2 separate regions of the Homo sapiens genome follow, and region 2 is linked to region 1. Evidence: chromatin contacts called from ENCODE Hi-C or POLR2A ChIA-PET data. All regions are on one chromosome and are shown on one strand. Each heading gives the region's core, a stretch centred on a gene start or an enhancer-like site at or near the end of the contact. The rest is flanking DNA. Distances are from core to core; before and after follow the strand shown.

Region 1 (6,760 bases), core at 2,048-4,547:
AGGTGGGAACTGAACAACGAGAACACATGGTCACAGGAAGGGGAACATCACACACCGGGGCCTGTTGTGGGGTGGGGTGAGCGGGGAGGGATAGCATTAGGAGATATACCTAACGTTAAATGATGAGTTAATGGGTGCAGCACACCAACATGGCACATGTATACATATGTAACTAACCTGCACGTTGTGCACATGTACCCTAAAACTTAAAGTATAATAAAAAAAAATAGTTCTTAAGGAAAAACAAAAAAAACAGTTTTAACTACCAGAGGAGAGATTCCTCAAACCTCCGATGTTAGGTTTTTAAATGAGTATCGGCACTACTCTGACAATAATTTTTAAAGAAGGTCTAGGCTCCCCTTTGATGTTTTAAAACCTCTCCATCTGAGTGTTACATACATACAGAAGAGCATATGAATCTTCAATGCATGCTGACACATTTCCACCACAGCGCATCGGAACCAGATCAGGAGACAGCACCCTTCAACAGCATAGGCCTGCAGCCTGCCCCTCTTTACCCAGAAAGCTCACTCTCTCCTCACTTCAAGTGAATTTTAAATTATAGCTGTTAAACATTTCACACCTTTAGACACAGTGAAAAATCTGCAATTTATCCTTTGTGCCTCGAAGAAATTCAGGTTAGGTGCTGGGGTGGGACCCAGTCTCCCAGGCTGCCCCCAGCTGCTCCCCGGGGAGAGCTCCAGCCCAGCCCGCGGCAGTGTGCGCAGGACGGCATCTGTGAAAGGCAAAGTGGTAAGGGGGCTTCCCTCCCTTCTTTCCTCTCCTTAGGTCCGCTGTGGCAAGGCCAACTGGCTGCGGGAAAACACTGTAGAAACGATTCTTCTACAGTTATGCTTCTTGCTTTGGCTTTGAGATCAAAAGCAATTCAGCAGAGCCCTGGTGGGGCAGGCCCCAATTTAAGATGAGTTTCCACTTGAGCTGGCTGCTTTATGATGGCACGGTGATTTCTCAGCCCTCTGTTCAGCCTCCTTGCTGTTTCCGTTTACACTGTGCTCTCTAATGCCCCTCCCTGGTTGTGGGTGTGCGGCGGGCAAGAGGGCAGGGATGAATTCCTCCTTGGGATCTGATGGCCGCTATGAGGTTCATCTTTAAGTCTCTGCCTAAATTATCTCCAGGGACATTTTGGCAAAAAAATCCACTTTACTGTGGGACAGTTCTTATCAAAAAGGTCTTTCTCATTTAAAATTCTGTTAAGTGTAACAATATTTTTCAGGTCAAACTTTTAAATATTTTATTATTTTTGTTTGTTTTGAGGCAGAGTCTTGCTCTGTTGCCGGGGTGGAGTGCAGTGGCGTGATCTCAGCTCACCGCAACCTCCGCCTTCCGGCCTCAAGTGATTCTTGTGCCTCAGCCTCCTGAGTAGCTGGGATTACAGGCATGTGCCATCATGCTCAGCTAATTTTTTTTTTTTTTTTTGTATTTTTAGTAGAGAAAGGGTTTTGCTATTTTGGCCAGGCTGGTCTCAAACTCCTGGCCTCAAGTGAACTGCACACCTCAGCATCCCAAAGTGCTGAGATTACGGGCGTGAACCACCGTGCCCAGCTAAAATATTTTATTGCTTACATAATTCTAACACACAAACGTCCAATGACAAAGCAAGCTCTATATCCAAGAACACCCCCACTCTGGCATTAGTCAGGATTTGCCCACAAGCAATGCTAAATGATCCTTTAAATTAAACATACAATAAATAAAAAGGTAGTAAGCTTTACAACTTCAGAGGCTCAACATCCTAGCTATGGCCTCTCCCATACACACCGAAAGGGAGAGGGCTTCCATTCTGCAAAGAGCAAAGAACACAGGTTTGCGAGCTGAGCACATCCTCTGAGGCGAGCCCTGGGTGGACACCAGAGAAATCAGCTGATGCACTAAAAAAATGCCAGTATCCACGGCCTCTACATCAGGAGCACACGCTGCGCAGAAAGCAAGCCGGCCCAGGGGCTGAAAGACGCCATTGGGAACCTCAACACGGGCACCTGTGAGTGTTCGGGAAGTCAGAGCTGCTGCAGGTCCTTTCAACAAGGCCCGGGATTTCCCCAGGAAAACAAAGAGAGAGCTGAAGAGAAGGAGAGCTGAGACACATACTCCACCCTCGAGTAAGGAGTTTGTTCTGTGACGAGAAGGAAGAGAAACACGTCTTTGCTGTCTTTTTCTGGTGAAGAACTCTCCTCATTTACTCTCTCCACGCTCACAAAATCACTGCACTAATTTGGTGTGTGATTGGTAAGGCGCTGTGTTAAAACAGAGGGGAGATGGAAAAACATGGTCCCTGGCAAACGTCTGTGAAAGACAAAACCAAACGGGCGCGAGACGCCATCTGAGGCACAGTCAAGACAAACAGGAGTGCGAGGAGTCAACTCTCCAGCTGAGTTTCTATTCATATTTCTACTGCCAACTTAATGATTTGAGCCTCCAAACTTTTTTTTTTGCCTTTATCCTAACTAATGCCTGTCATTAATAATACTTATCTCACCACTGTGCTTAAAGACTAGGGCTCCATTTTGAAGCGACGGGACAATCTGAATCAACACTTTCAAATGTCACTTGTAATCAAGTCCAGGTCTATTTATTCCAACAACACGATCATCCTTCACCATGAAGGTGAAAACTAGAGCTGTTGTGACCTCTGCCAGGCTGAATTAAGATGGTTCATTATGTTGACATTACTGCTTTTTTCAGCTTCAAGTGCTAAAAGTGAACAAGGACTGATGCCAAACACAGCTTCCCAGAAACCACAGCTGCCTTTGAGATGCATTTTTAATATTCCAGCAAAAATGATCAAAACGGAAGTCATGTTTGAATGTAGGGGGGCAGACGTACATTGGTTTAGGTAGAGTCCGGGACAAAGCAAATAACTTCTGAAAAATGGTCATTTATGAGAGCATTAACAGCTTACCGCCGGCCACTTCTGTAACACTGGAAATTAACATTGATTAGTCCCCCTGTGTCACGATGAAGTATTTGGCAACAAAATTAGCACATGAACCAGCAACGATTATTTCCTACTGTGGCAAAACAAACCGCTCAAAAGCAGACTGACTTTGTATCTGATTGTATTTGAAAATAAAAGAAATCTTATTTGTGAAGGACACTACATTAACTATGAAAGGGATAACCAACACTGCGGCGTTGCTCTCCATCCCTTCACCCAGCCCCACTGCCCTACCACGTCCTGCCCAGGTGCATCCTCCCACCCCTGCCTCCACTCTGCTCCAGCGCCCCGTGCCCCGCAGCCACACTGTCTCAGCGGAAATGCGGCTCTCATCCTGTCGGTCTCTCGTGCTCACTTATTCTGGCGTCCCAGGCTCTCCACAACTGGCCTCCCATTGTCATTCCGGTTCTGCCTGAGAAAGTGTCTTCCTGAGTGGGGCCACCTGTCCTTTACCACTTGTGGGTCTTTGGCCCTCGTGGGCCCTCACTATTCTGGTAAGCTCCTCAAGGCCTCGCCTGAGCCCCAGGTCCCGGAGCCGCCACTCTCCTCCTGGCTGTGCTGTCCTGATGGAAATGCCCATGTGTGAACAGCAACAGCTCAAATGCAGTCATGGTCACTGGTTAACAAGCAAGCTTCTAATGCATATCCCAAAGCACCTCAGCACCTAGCACACAGCAGAGATTCAGCAAACACAGGCAGGTTTCAGTTCCTATTTCCTTTTCAAACTCTTACTGGAATTGTAAACTTGGCAGATCAGTAACTTGAAAACATTTGTGGGCTGGGTGCAGTGGCTCATGCCTGTCATCCTAGCATCTTGAGAGGCCAAGGCGGGAGAACTGCTTGAGGCCAGGAGTTCAAGACCAGTCTGGGCAATATAGCAAAATCCCATCTCTACCAAAAATACAAAAAAATTTAGCTGGGCATGGTGGCAAGTGCATGTAAGTCCTAGCTACTTTGGAGGCTGAGGTAGGAGGAGTGCTTCAGGCCGGGAGGTCAAGGCTGCAGTGAGCTGTGATGGTACCACTGCATTCTAGCTCGGGCGACAGAGTGAGACTCTCTCAAAAAGAAAAAGAAAAAAAATTTGTGGAATCTAAGAAATCATCCTGCAGTCTGTTGCTACTATGTAAATGACCGCATGAAAAAAGGGGTTCAATGAAGACTTCTCCCTTCTCTTCATCCTGGATTACGAACACACACTAGGAATGAAGAGAGAATGTATGTGATACAGGCAGGAGGCAGGGAAATACTGGTGAGGGCTTCACACTCAAGCCTGGACCCGTGGCCCAAAGTGACAACTATCCCTGTTTTCCCACCTGAATGTTGCCTTTTGGCCTGCTCTGCCCCCTATCCTGTGCCCATAAGAACCCCAGACTCCAGACAAAGGGGACACACACAGAAGAGAAAGCATCTGAGCAAAGAGAGGAGAGGAAGCAGCTGGATGTTGGAGAGGAGTTTGGCTGAGGGATGGCCAGACTCCAGGGGAAAATTATCTTCCTGCTGTACCCCCTTGTCAGCTTCCCTTTCTGCTGAGAGCCACTTCCACAGCTCAATAAAGTCCTCCATATTCACCACCCTTTAATTCGTTCGTGTGACCTGATTCTTGCTGGACGCCGGACAAGAACTCAGGTACCAAGAGGGCAGGGTGTAAAGGCTGTCACCCTGACCCTCCACTGAGCTGATTAACACTCAACACTGATTGTAACACAGGCTTTCTGAGGCTCCAGGGGTCACAGACACCCACTCCCAGATGGCAGAGCTAAAAGAGCATTGTAATATGCTTGGAGGCTGCCGTGAGGCCAGCGCAGAGCCTGCTCCCGCCAGAGAGGAGAGTTCCTTTGCTCTGGTTCCCGCACCTGTCCGTTCGTGTGGTCCCTCCCGTAAGGGATTGAGTGGCAGCCGAGAAAACGAGCCACCCCCTGTGCCAGTCCTGAGAAGGGTCAAGGGAACTCTCCAGTCTCCTATGCAGGTTTATATGCATGATTTTTGCATATGCTTTTATATATTTTATATGCCACTTGAAAAATTTAGAGTGCTGCCAATATCTTTCCATGCCAATAGGCACACTTTAGGACATCATTTACAACTGTACCTGAATATGTAAAATCACCTTTCCTAACGATCAACGGGACTGAACAGGAACATGGATGCAGAAAGATCGAGTACAAATGGGAATTCAGCACGTTGTAAAGAAGGCTCTGTGAGTCACTGGGGAAAAGATGTATGACTTAGTGAATGCGTTGCATCGATAGTGACGTGCTCCTCAAACTCAAATAAATTCCAAGTATGGCAGGTCAGAAATGTACCGGGGAAAAAATGTTTGTGACACTGATGACAAACAGCTAACATGACGCAGCATAAGACAAAGAAAGGGCCCTTCCTAGGTCGAAGAAACATGGGCCCAGGCTAAGGGAAAGCCAGTTCAAAAGGCAGCAGACAATGCCAAGAAACATTAGCAAAGTGGCCGGGAGCGGTGGCTCAGGCTTGTAATCCCAGCACTTTGAGAGGCTGAGGCGGGCTGATCACGAGGTCAAGAGATTGAGACCATCCTGGCCAACATGGTGAAACCCTGTCTCTACTAAAAATACAAAAATTACCTGGGCGTGGTGGCGCCCGCCTATAGTCCCAGCTACTTGGGAGGCTGAGGCAGGAGAATCACTTGAACCCGGGAGGCAGAGGTTGCAGTGAGCCAATTGAGCCGAGATCGCGCTACTGCACTCCAGCCTGGAGACAGAGCGAGACTCCGTCTCAAAAAAAAAAAAAAAAAAAAAAGAGACATTAGCAAAATGACTCAGTGTTACTTACCATTAAATATGTAAGTTAAAGCAGATGCTGCTTTCCCACCGAAAGGCTGATGGTAACCAATGCCGACAGGGACATGAAGAAATAGTTCGCACACCCTACGGGGGCAAATAAAACTGCTACGGTCCCTTCAGAGGTCAACTGAGCAGTATCTCAAATTAAAAAAGGAATTCCATGGTGAGGATTTCCCCCGTGGGTGCACTCACTGGAGTACACAAGACACAGGACACAGATTGGGTGAAAGCGGCATCGTTCACAAAGACAGACCCACAGCTCACATTTCCCACAGCAGGGGAGGGGCACACACAGAGGGGGTGATTTACAGGTAAACTACTTAAAGTCATTCGGTCACTAAATACCTACCGAGTGCCTGTAACACACCAAACACTACTGTAAGCATTGATAACAGAAGGATCTCTACTGTAAGTGAAAAAAGTTGTCAGAAAAATATGTAGGGTATGATCCCCTATGAGGTTTTACACCTCCACATACATGAATCGAATTGAGTTTTTCCCCTCAAGGATTCACTTGGCCTCCCAAAGTGTTCGGAAACAAACGGGGTAGATGCACACGACCGAGCACCATTCAACTGTAAAAAGGAAGGGGGTCCAATGCGGCTGCTGCATGGCTGGACCCAGAGGATACCACGCTAGGTGAAGTCAGCCAGGCACAGAAGCACAGACACTGCAGAATCCCACACACATGCGGTCCCCAGGAGTCCCGTTCACAGAGGCTGCAAGCAGGTGGGTGCCAGGGCTGGGGGAGGGGAGGGCAGAGAGTTACTATTTAATGGCTACAGAGTTTTGGTTTTAGAAGATGGACATCCTGGGAACGGTTGGGTGGTAATAGTTGCACAGTGTGAATATACTTAATGCCAGCATAAACTGCACAGTTAAAAACGGTAAAATGGTAACCTTTATGTTAAAAACTCAAACTCTACAGAAGGGAGAGAATTGGAGGAATTTTAAAAAGTGCCATTTCCACAGGAATTAAAAAAATACACAAGAA
Region 2 (6,760 bases), core at 2,480-4,979, 230 kb before region 1:
AGAAATTACTTAGTAGGTGCAACACACATTTGGGTCATGACATACCAGAGACCCAGACTTCACCACTACACAGTACAGCCAGGAAACAGCACTGTACTTGCACCCCTGAAATTTATGCAAATTTTTAAAAGTATAAAATATTTTCTCTATAAAGATGAGAATCTTTGAAAGAAACTCAATTGTATTCACAAAAGATTTAAAATATCTGAAATAATCTAAATGAACAGTAACAGTATAGACTAATAAATAAAAATGTAAAAAGTGAACACCATTGATAGGAAATAACTGATGAAGATGATATATAAAAATACAAAATATCAAATGAAGAAACAAAAAGCAAAAATGTTAAAAAGTATAATAAAACATAATTAAGCTTTTTTTATAAAACACTCACCCTAATTGCTTAAAAAAAAATACCACACATTAATTAAATCCCCAATAACAGTGGGCAAAGGATATGAAGCTGTTACATACATAAAAGTGTAAAGGGCAATAAAATGTTTTTTCATTAATCATCCCTGGAAATCAGTGCACAATTTGTTAAGTACCAAATTATCAACCACCTTAAAATCATAACACTGGGAAATTATTATGAATTAGATACTCCCACATGCTGCTGATAATGGCATAAACTGGCTGGATTTTTCTGGAAATCAACACGGAAAGCTGAAGGGCTTTGGAATCCAATGCCCTCAACCTCATCATTTCCCCTTTTAGTGAGTCTATCCAGAGGAATGACAGAAATGTGAACCCAGATTTCTGTTCAAAGAATGTTCACACAGTGGTAGATCTAACAGGGGAAAACCCTTTAGTTGGGCTGTGTACTTGTGATATGTGAGCTTGTTTGCATCTGTATTTTATGTCAAAGACTGTTGAGCCAAAACAACAAATGCCATGGACAAGCACCCTACAAGGACCATGTTAAAGGCACTGTCCACTTGGGACTAGCAAAACACTTTTTGAATTCATTTGCTCAGGATGTTAAATATTTGCCACACTGGCTTGATGGACATAGACCTAATGGAGCCCAGTGAAAGTAAGTGTTGGCTGTGGAATTCAGGTGGTGTGTCCATGATGTTCCTAACAAGGTTCTTCACCTTTCCTGTCTGTCTGATGCTTCCAGAGCGAAATGCTGGGATGCACCACTACAGCATATGATGCTATATGTAAGTAGGAAAAACAAGCCAAACCACTGGAAACTTCCAGTAAGAAGATAATTCTGTAAGGTGTCTCAGAACAAACAATACACAGAAATCAGCCTCCACATATGGAAATGAGTTAGAAAATGAAATCGAAGAAAAAAAAACCTGTTTAGACAGAAAATTAAATACAGTCGTCCCTCAGTATCCCTGAGAAGGTGGTTCCAAGGCCCCTTTCGATACCAAAATCCAAGGATGCTCAAGTCCCTTATATAAAGTAATGTATATTTGCACGTAACCTATACACATCCTCTCATATATTTTAAATAATCTCTAGGTTACTTATAATACCTAATACAATGTGAATGCTATGTAAATAGTTGTTACACATTTTTTTGGTATCTTTTTTGTAATTGTTGTACTGTTATTTTGGCTTATTTGGTTTGGGGGGTTTTTTTGGTTGGCTGTTTTTTTTTTTTTTAATATTTCTTTTAGAGATGGGGTCTTGCTATGTTGCCCAGGCTGAACTTGAACTCCTGGGCTCAAGTGACCATCCTGCCTCAGTCTCCCAAGCAGCCAGGATTACAGGTGTGAGCCACCACACCCAGCTGTGTTCTTATTTTTTACTGTTTTGCTTTGTTTTGTTTTTGGTAAATATTTTCTATCTGTAGTTGATCAAATTCATGGATTTGAAACCCATGGACATGAAGAGCTAAATATACTTAGAATTAAACTTTCAAAAATTCCACATCTCTGTGAAGAAAGCTCTAAGAGGTTCCTGAAGACCATGAAGAAGCCTTGACCCAATGAGAGGCTCTGCTCATGGATTCAGCTCGACACCATAAAGACAATGGGATCCCCAGGAACCCACCTCCTGGTGTTCACTCCTGGTCTCTCCCACACTGACCTGGCCTGACCGGTGTGACCACCATATGTGAGAATGACCGTAGGTGACTTCCAAGACTCAGCTACAAAAGATACTACAGTGTCTATCCTGCTCCCTCATGGATATTTGCTCTCGGACACCAGCCCCAGGTCAGGAGGACACTCAGCCTGCCCTCAGCATGCAACCAGAGCCCATCAGCTGGCAGAATGAACCAGCCTGGAATGGCATCCTCCAGCCTGCTACATCAAGCCTTCTGAAAACCATCTTCACAGGAGACCTGTGCCACAACCACCCAGCAAGGCTGCTCCCAAACTCTGCCCCACAGAGTATACAGCGCTAATTTAATAGGATATCTAGTAAGTCAAGAATGCGCACCATAATCAGATAGCCCCTACAACAAGAATACAGAAAGCTAACAGAGAAGAGGAAATGAAATAATTTGTAAATACTTGCCTGATGCTTTAACCATAAAGAGATTGACTAAAGAACAGGTGAGAAAATACAAGATAAATTTTAAAATTAGGATAGATCTAGGCCCAATTATTAATAGAACAGGCTTAAATTTAATACAAATGTACTAAACACTCCAATTTAGAGACATAGGGACATTAGAATAAACTGTAGGGCAGAGAAGACCAACTATATGCTGTTTACAAGAGACATGCTTTACAAAAGAACACAGATCAGAAGTTAACAGAAACTCTCTCTAGAGGAAACTCCTTCACTGTCAGGCCTAAAGTAACTTCCACAATGAAGTTCCAATATGTGGGCGGCAAGCCATCCAGGTGCCGAGGCAAGAGACCGAGGGCACGAGCTGTTCCAGTGTAATAAAATATATAAAACAACAAGAGTTATACTAGATCTAGATCATAGACATGATTATATACGAATATCATTAATCACTAGTTTGTAGCAATTACTCTTTATTCCAATATTATAATAATCCTCGCTCTATAATCATAACCTAGGAAAAGCCAGCCCATACAGAGATAGGAGCTGAGGAGACATAGTGAGGAGTGACCAGAAGACAAGAGTGCGAGCCTTCTGTTATGCCCGGACAGGGCCACCAGAGGGCTCCTGGGTCTAGCGGTAACGCCAGGATCTGGGAAGACGCCTGTTGTAGCCTCAGTGTCAAGGAAAAACACCTGCTACTTAGCGGACCGGGAAAGGGAGTCTCCCTTTCCTTGTGGGGAGTTTAGAGAAGACTCTACTCCTCCACCTCTTGTGGAGGCCCTGACATCAGTCAGGCCCACGCACAGTTATCCGGAGGCCTAACCGTCTCCCTGTGATGCTGTGCTTCAGTGGTCACACTCCTAGTCTGCTTTCATGTTCCATCCTGTACACGTGGCTCTGCCTTTTAGATAACAGTAGCAAAATTAGTGAAAGTACTAAAAGTCTCTGATATGCAGAAATAATGGCGTAAGCTGTCTCTCTCTCTCTGCCTCGGCTGCCAGGCAGGGGAGGGCCCCCTGTCCAGTGGACACGTAACCCACGTGACCCTACCTATCATTGGAGATGACTCACACTATTTACCCTGCCCCTTTTGCTTTGTATCCAATAAATAATAGCGCAGCCAGACATTCGGGGCCACTACCAGTCTCCGCGTCTTGGTGGGAGTGGTCCCCTGGGCCCAGCTGTCTTTTCTTTTATCTCTTTGTCTCGTGTCTTTATTTCCACAATCTCTCGTCTCCACACACGGTGGGAAGAAACCCACCGACCCTGTGGGGCTGGTCCCTACACCAATAAATTGTCAAAAATCACAAAGTACGCTAGGAAACAATGTACCATCAGCAGAAACCAGGATTCATAAACGACAGCAGAATCAGACCTGCAAAAACATCACCCATGCAATTATTAGGCAGAGATTATAAAATTTCATATTTGAAGAAATAAAAGAGATGACTGAAAGTCTGAATACAGAGCAAGAGATAATTTTAAAATTTCATGTAGGTTTTCTAAAAAACCATTGGGAATGTCTTAAAACAAACTGGTAACTGGAATTTAACACTTAATCAATGGGTTAACAAAAGACTAGGAAGAGCTTAAAAGAGAATTCATAAAATAGAACACAGATGTGATAAAATTATCTAGAATCAAGTAAAACTGATGACGTAATAGGATAACAATTCTAAACCTATATATGCACATACTAACATAGTCTCAAAATACATAAAATGAAAACTGACAGAAACTTAAGGAGAAATAGGTACTCATTATCATAATGGAACATTTTAACATACTTCTCTCAGTAATTGATAGAGCAAGAAGACAAAAATCAGTAAGGATAAGAACTGGATAATGCAATCAACAAGTTCTACCTGGTGGACTGAGAGAGAGAATTGTACCATAACCTGATGAATGCATGTTGTTTTAAAGCATGTATGGAATGTTTATAAACTGGTCCATTCAAAACCTACCTCAACAAAATCCAGGTCAGTGAGAATCCCATACATCTTCTGTCTGATCAAAATGCAATTAATGTAGAATAATAATAAAAATATATATTGAAAACCCTGTATTGTTTGGAAATTAAGAAACATCCTTCTAAATAACTCATGGGTCAATAAAATATATATACAGGGGAAATCAGAAAATATTTAAAACTGAATAATAAATATGATATTCAGCTAAAGCAGTATTACGGAAAAATTCAGACCCTTAAATGTTTATATTAATGAGCTGATGAAAATTAGGAAGCTAGTCATCCAAGTTAAAAACTCAGAAAAAGATGTTTTTAAAAAAGAAATACTACGAGCAGAAACAAAACAGAAAACAATATACAGGCGCCAGATTAAAAAAAAAAAAAAAGAATCTGACAAACTTTTGACAAGACTATCAAGAAAACAGGCATAAATACACAGTATTAGGAGAAAGAAGGGACATACATACAAACACAGCCAAGATCGGAAACACTGTAAGGAGAAATTATTGACAATGTATGCCAATAAATTTTAAAATGTAGATGAAATAAAGAAATTCCTAGAAAATTTGACTATCATAATTGACTATGAAGAAAAGAAAAAGTCATATTCCTCAATTTAATGTATGAGGGCCAGGCACGGTGGCTCAGCCTGTAACCCCAGCACTTTGGGAGGCTCAGGTGGGCAGATCACCTGAGGTCAGGAGTTGGAGACCAGCCTGGGCAACACGGTAAAACCCTATCTCTACTAAAAATATAAAAAATAGCCAGGCATGGTGGCTGGTGCCTATAATCCCAGCTACTCAGGAGGCTGAGGCAGGAGAATCGCTTGAACCCAGGAGGCGGAGGTTGCAGTGAGCTGAGATCGTGCCACTGCACTCCAGCCTGGGCGACAGAGCAAGACTGTCAAAACAAACAAACAAAGCATGCAATACCCACCTACAACATAAACACTGAAGAATAGATACAAACTTCACTAATCTTATAAAAATATCTACAAGAACCCTATACACTATGTCCATTTATGAAACATTAAAGGTATCATCATAGTCATCCTGAGAGCAGCAGTGAAGAGCACACCGTAGGACACGTCAGGCCAAGGCTTCCACGCACTGCAAATCCTCAGAAGAACACTGGTTATCCCATTTACAACTGAGAAAAACACCACGGAGAGCTCAGACAACCTGACCGAGGCCGTGGGGTCAGTAGGCAACAAACATTAGGTTTGAACCATGCAGTTATGACTCAAAACTCTAATAATCTGCCTTTCTACTGAAAGTGCTCTCTTTCAAAGCAAGAACAAGCCAATGTTGTCCACCACTAGCACGAACTCAACACTTTACTGAAAGTCCTACCTAGCACAAAACGGCAAGAAAAAGTAGTATAAAAGGAACAAGGATTATAAAGGAAAAACTCTTCAGAGAAGTATACAAAGACTTTGTATACAAGACTGTATACAAAGACTTTGTATACAAGACTGTATACAAAGTCTTTGTATACAAGACTGTATACAAAGTCTTTGTATACAAGACTGTATACAAAGTCTTTGTATACAAGACTGTATACAAAGTCTTTGTATACAAGACTGTATACAAAGTCTTTGTATACAAGACTGTATACAAAGTCTTTGTATACAAGACTGTATACAAAGTCTTTGTATACAAGACTGTATACAAAGTCTTTGTATACAAGACTGTATACAAAGTCTTTGTATACAAGACTGTATACAAAGAATTAACAAACAGAGTTCAGAAAAGTTGCTGAGTATAAGAGAAATAAAATCAACTGTACTGACACATACCAGCAATATATTTAAAATATAATTTTAGAAAATATACCATTTAGCACAACTTTTAAAAATATATAGTACCTAGAATTAAATCTAACAAAAGAGACACAATCATGAAATTTTATGGAAAGCTATTTAGGAAGACCTAAGTGAAGGGGAGAACTATATTTTGATCATAGACTGGAAAGGCTGAACTTCATAAAGACAGCAATTCTCACAAAACATCCATTAATGCAATTAAATTCTAATCAAAACTCCCAATAGGTTTTTCTGTGAAACTTGATGAGCTGATTCTAGCATGTTTCTGAAATAGTCCCCAAATAGACAAGATCCTCCTAACACAGAGCAAGGCAGAAGAACTTACCTAACCAGACATCAAGAACTATTATAAAGCTATAGTAAGAAAGACAGTGTGGTATCAGTACAGACTGGTACAAATTTGCCAATAAAAGAATAAAGATCCCAGAAAGAGCCATGCATAGAAGGAAACCTGTTTTACGTCTGAGCTGGCACTTAAGATCAGTGGG

What was found. Hi-C counts contacts between places; a loop is a spot of excess contacts on that map. ChIA-PET counts read pairs that join two places held with the same protein, here RNA polymerase II (POLR2A). Pooled maps may share reads with other maps.
Region 2: a loop to region 1 is called in a pooled map, with 5 times the contacts of the local background. The contact joins two enhancer-like sites. A Hi-C loop is called at or near these places in 1 of 37 single-sample maps with no recorded cell type and 5 of 50 pooled maps. POLR2A ChIA-PET finds 5 or more read pairs at or near these places in 2 of 52 experiments (AG04449 and T-cell).

What each region holds. Positions count from the first base shown.
Region 1 is chr12:131,770,613-131,777,372 of GRCh38, reverse strand. All of the region lies in intron 13 of SFSWAP (splicing factor SWAP), which reads right to left. Among named protein-coding and RNA genes, the nearest start is that of MMP17, 54 kb to the left of the region's middle. RefSeq lists enhancers at 2,687-3,311, 3,391-3,580, 3,312-3,937. Within about 2 kb of position 3,297, at least 6 of the 41 ENCODE cell types and tissues checked have a DNase peak (open chromatin) inside an H3K27ac peak, as active enhancers do.
Region 2 is chr12:131,998,053-132,004,812 of GRCh38, reverse strand. The region is part of intron 12 of EP400 (E1A binding protein p400); the gene reads right to left. Among named protein-coding and RNA genes, the nearest start is that of SNORA49, 30 kb to the left of the region's middle. Within about 2 kb of position 3,729, at least 2 of the 41 ENCODE cell types and tissues checked have a DNase peak (open chromatin) inside an H3K27ac peak, as active enhancers do.